2 separate regions of the Homo sapiens genome follow, and region 2 is linked to region 1. A link is a loop called in an ENCODE intact Hi-C map of the cell type or tissue named here. Cell type or tissue: endothelial cell of umbilical vein. All regions are shown on one strand.

Region 1 (2,500 bases):
TTGAGGAAAACAGTGAAAGTAAAGTTAATTCAAGACCACAAAGACAAGTAAATAAGTGCCTTATTTTTGTAGTTAATATAATTTCAGTGGAATGCATATTTCTACCATAAATGCATATAGAACTTGTTTGCTGACCTACTGTTTGGAAAACAAACAATCCCATTAGAAGAATGTCTTTGGGATTTATTTTTACCAGAAAATCAATCCTTTTTTCAGTCCCTTGCAAAGTACAGTGTTACAAGCCAAGACTTTGATAATCAGGTAGAAAATGGATTTAAATTGCAGAAATGTATATGAAACACTTTTGTTCCTTGCCCCTTGAACTTTAGGGGAATGAAAATGTCTAGCACTCTCCACCTTCTTTTCTCTCCTGGAACTTGAACTGTAATTCAAAGCCTGTTTCTCATTAAAGTACCTGGCAGCCTATCTCTTTACAGCTTGAGTTACAAAGCTATTCAGAGACCTCGCTGGTCTAAAGAGACAGAACAAGGATGTGTTTAAATAGAGCATAGGCTGTTGAAAAAAAAAATGCTGAAAATGGTAAAATGATTCTGTCCTTCCTTCCACTCCTCACTGCTGAGGTGGAGAGGGAATTCAGTTGGTGAACACCAGCAAGTGGCTGGTAAAAGTCCCCACTTTCTCTCCAGGGCTGCCACAGGACCCAGAATGAGTGGTGGGCATGTGTGTGAACCCTCTATTCAGCCAGAGTTTTCCCGCAACAGGTAGTTTGGTTGAAGAGGTTGACTAAGGTTGACATTGGCAGTAATAACACGTATGTTCTTCTGATTTACAAAACGATGGAGGAAAAAGGGGAGATTTTGAAGACCTGATTTCTGGTATACTTCTTAAGCATGCATAAGGCTGAAAAAAGAAGACAAGGGTTGTGGGAGGCTCCTGGTCTAGTGTTTACAGAACTTGGATGCTTGACAAACAGAGCGTCAAGCTAATTGTTCTTGAAGCAGGAAATCTGCAGTGGAGGAAGCAGGTGTGGGGGGATGATTACCACGTTTGGAAATGGCTGCATTAACTATTTTGCTCTTCTGAGTTTGGCCCCAAAAGAGTCCATAGACTTTTTGAAGGATGCCATCCCTTTTATTTATAGACTAACATTAAATCAGTCATTTGTGAAGGAAGGAGAAAGTGCCTAAATAAATTTGGAGTCAGATAGCATACGTGCGGCAGTGTTTCCGATATCCATTTCTCTTTATTTCTTTTTCTTTTTCTTTTTGGCTTTCAGCATCCCCATACTTTCAGAAAACTTGTGACTAAGAGTGAATTCTTATTTTTCAAATTGTTTTCAGACATTTCATGTTCATGTAAACTTGGCTTATTGATTTCCTGATTTTTCTTTATTTTTTTGTTTTGTCCATTTTATTTTTAATCAGCTACATCAAATGGGTCTTTGGAGGGCCTGGATAACCAGGAGGGAGGGGTGTGCCAGACAAGAGCCATGAAGATCCTCATGAAAGTTGGACAAGGTAAAGACCATCTGCTGCTTCATGACGCCACTGTGACCTGGTGTAGCCCCCAGCTAGTATGGTGCTAATGTTGCCGATGCCCACCTTCATTCGCTCTTCTTTTTAGTTTTCAAAGCAAACCCTTCTGCACTTTGAGCCACTGACAGATTTCCTCAAGTCAATGTACTAAGCTTTTATTGGAGATCTAAGAGTTAAGATCAGCAAGGTAGAATGTCTATTGCCATAGATAGATAGATAGATAGATAGATAATAGATAGATAGATAGATAGATAGATATTTCTTTTTAAAAAGCAAAACACTTTGGTTCAAAATCAAAATATCCAGAATGAAAACTAAAAGCTTGTGCAGTTTTGCTCATTTCTGAATCTTGACTACAGAAGAGTTTTGTTCATTGTGACTTTTCCAATATAGATAACCTATTGTGCAGAAAGAAATAATTATTCTTCTAATTAAAAATTGGTATAGTAGTCAATCAACTTGCTCAGTTAAATTGAAATGTCATCTGCAATGCTTTGCCTGCCAAATGCAAGAATCCCTATAGTTTCCACAGATGGCCTCACGTTCTAAACCTCTGAAATAACTAGTATAACCATTTTGTTTTAAAAGAAAAATTATATTCTTGTATTTCACAGTACTTTGCATAAAGACTCTTATGTTCATTGCTATTCATGCCTGTTGAAATATATATGCAGCTCCTAAAGCTAGATATTGTCAGATGTCTGTGCCGTAATTAATCATTTGTTTTTCATATAGATGCAAGTTCTGCTGGATCAACCAGGAATAAAGATCCAACAAGACGTCCAGAACTAGAAGCTGGTACAAATGGAAGAAGTTCGACAACAAGTCCCTTTGTAAAACCAAATCCAGGTATAACAGCATGATCTGTGTGTATGGAGGTCTGTGGGTACCACATTCTTAGTAGTATCTTAAAAGGTAGGGCAGAGTCTAAAGACTTCTAACCAGTTAGGATTAGCTGGAAGTTACAGTGATCAGGAATCTTTGCTGTCAGTGAGTCATTATTA
Region 2 (2,500 bases), 120 kb after region 1:
TCTGGTGAGGGCCCACGTTCTGGCTCATAGGTGGCCTTCTCGCTGTGTTCTACACTTCACATGGTAGACGGTGCAAGGGATCTCTCTGGGGCCCCTTTTATTCGGGCACTTATCTGGTTTTGAGGACTCTGCCCTCATGAGCCACTCACCTCCCAAAGGCCCCATCTATTAATACTATCTTATTGGCTATTAGGTCTTAGCATACGAATTTGGGTGGGGGACATAAACATTCGTTCTATAGCAGTAGTCAAGGTGATAATTTAACATAAATCGGGGTGACTTCAGAATGCGTCTTCTTTCCCACGCTCAGTCTTTCTACAATGCCACACTGTCTCCGGAAAGGGGTAGAAAAAAAAAGAGGAATAAAGTTAGACAGTGGGAGTGGAGAGGGAAGAAGAGACGTTGAGAGATCAGGGGAGACACATGTGACACGGACTACTCACAGTGATTCCAGCAATTGCTACACAGACGCCTCCCACACAATGGTCGTAACCTTCGTTCTCATCCACTGCGTGGGAAAGCTGCAACATGCTCCCCGCTGGCAATGGTGGTTCATCCAGGGTGACTCTTAGCCGAGAAGTGTGCATGCTGGGTCCAGCAGCGTCCACCAGGGGCACATGCGGAGTTTCATAACAATGTCTGGGTACCTCCGATGTCCTGGCTGGAGAAGGTTTAGAGACATAGCAAGGGAGACAGATGGATTAGGGAAGTGGGGAAGGACCAGACAGGTCTTTATTTCCCTACTCCTCTCCGTTATGTGTCTCTAAAATTAACACTGCAAGAACTATGCTAAGAAGCAAGCTTTTATGTTATAAGAATTAGAGCCACCAAATCAACCCTGTGCACATGGCACTTCCGTCACCTCATGCTGTGACCTCTCATAGGTCTCGGTCCCCCAGGTTTGAGGAGATGAGTCCCCCTGGCTGAGGCATTTCTAACAGGGCTGGAGGATTTCTGCAGGAAGTGGTTACCGGTGAGTCAGGATCTGGCGTTCATCCCTCTGAGTCAATAATGAGCCGATTTCTCAGTGGGTTAGGAACAAGTGGAGATGGAGTCTTAAATAAGTGGCAAACCTACCGCGAGCTCTCCCGGCACCTTCTCTCCGGGCAAGGAGGTTAATGCCAACGTGTTTCCTCAGTCCCAATTTGGGTCATTATATTTTTAATTATCTCTGAATTATCCCTATAGATTCAACAGGATACATTATCTTCCATTTCCTACCTTTAACTTGAAAGCACTGATGTGCTGCTTAGGCTGGTGACTGTTGAACAAAGCAACTTCTCCAAACCTTGCCTACCCTCTTCTCCACTCTCGCCCGCAATTCCCTCACCTTTTCTCCTGACGTCCCTCTCTTGAGTCCTAAATAACGGCCTTAAAGAAAAGCAAATGCAGCCGGGCACAGGGGCTCATATTTGTAATCCCAGCACTTTGGGAGACGGAGGTGGGTGGATCACTTGAGGCCAGGAGTTCGAGACCAGCCTGGCTAACATGGCTAAACCCCTCTCTACAAAAATTAGCCGGGTTTGGTGGCTCATGCCTGTTATTCCAGCTACTCAGGAGACTGAGACAGGAGAATCGCTTGAACCTGGGAGGCAGAGGTTGCACTGAGCTGAGATCGGGCCACCGCACTCCAGCCTGATTGACAGAGTGAGACCCCATCTGAAAAAGCAAAAAAGGAAAGGCAAATATGGCTGGGCGCGGTGGCTCACGCTTGGAATCCCAGCACTTTGGGAAGCCGAGGCGGGCGGATCACGAGGTCAGGAGATCGAGACCATCCTGGCCAACACGGTGAAACCCTGTCTCTACTAAAAATACAAAAAATTAGTCAGGTGTGGTAGCGGGCGCCTGTAGTCCCAGCTGCTCGGGAGGCCGAGGCAGGAGAATGGCGTGAACCCGGGAGGCGGAGCTTGCAGTGAGCCGAGATCGCGCCACTGCTCTCCAGGCTGGGTGAAAGAGCGAGACTCCATCTCAAAAAAAAAAAGAAAGGCACATGGCGGGTGTTGGTCTCCCTAATGAATTCATTTGCCTTTTGTTGGTTCCTGAAGACAGAGAGAGAGAGACAGAGGCCACACAGAGAAAACTGGGAAGGGCGAAGGCTGCGTGTCCCCTGCTCAACCTCCCTGCGTCCGGAGGGAGCGGAATCGGGAATCTCTTAGCGAAAGGCAGGACCCGCAGGACTGGCTCACAGGGCTGGGGCTGGAGGGGACTTGGTGAATGACTGCTCTCTGAATTCCCTCCCTGCTTGAACTCGGGCCCTCCTCTCCTCTTCGCGTCTCCCAGGGAAAGCAGTACCCCGTGGAAAGGGAGAGCGCCTCTGCTATGCGCGCACAGGGACTCACCGAGGCACATAGCGTCCTGGCATGGAGAGGCGAGCGCTGGGGTCCGGCCTGCTGGAAAGGAAGAAGAATGGAGAAGAAGGAGGAAAGTCCAAGGAGAAGCCTCACCCGCATAGCTCATTTTGGGAAAGCTGGCCTGCCCTGCCACAAAGAGGTGCTGGGGA

Evidence for each region. Peaks named below come from ENCODE experiments on the same cell type or tissue, not always from the same donor. Only the 100,000 strongest peaks of a DNase experiment are listed, where the experiment ranks them.
Region 2: a loop joins it to region 1, with 4 times the contacts of the local background. A loop is called at or near these places in 4 of 110 quality-filtered maps.

What each region holds. Positions count from the first base shown.
Region 1 is chr13:106,494,726-106,497,225 of GRCh38, reverse strand. EFNB2 (ephrin B2) reads left to right here. Exons shown (of 5, transcript NM_004093.4): 3 at 1,386-1,478; 4 at 2,232-2,345. Among named protein-coding and RNA genes, the nearest start is that of EFNB2, 40 kb to the left of the region's middle. In endothelial cell of umbilical vein, no CTCF peak of the experiment used is centred here; a DNase peak (open chromatin) is centred at 995; H3K27ac peaks cover 1,683 bases.
Region 2 is chr13:106,375,028-106,377,527 of GRCh38, reverse strand. It overlaps LINC00460 (long intergenic non-protein coding RNA 460), which reads right to left and starts at 964. Exons shown (of 3, transcript NR_163477.1): 1 at 863-964; 2 at 444-661. RefSeq lists an enhancer at 227-1,426. In endothelial cell of umbilical vein, no CTCF peak of the experiment used is centred here; a DNase peak (open chromatin) is centred at 987; H3K27ac peaks cover 992 bases.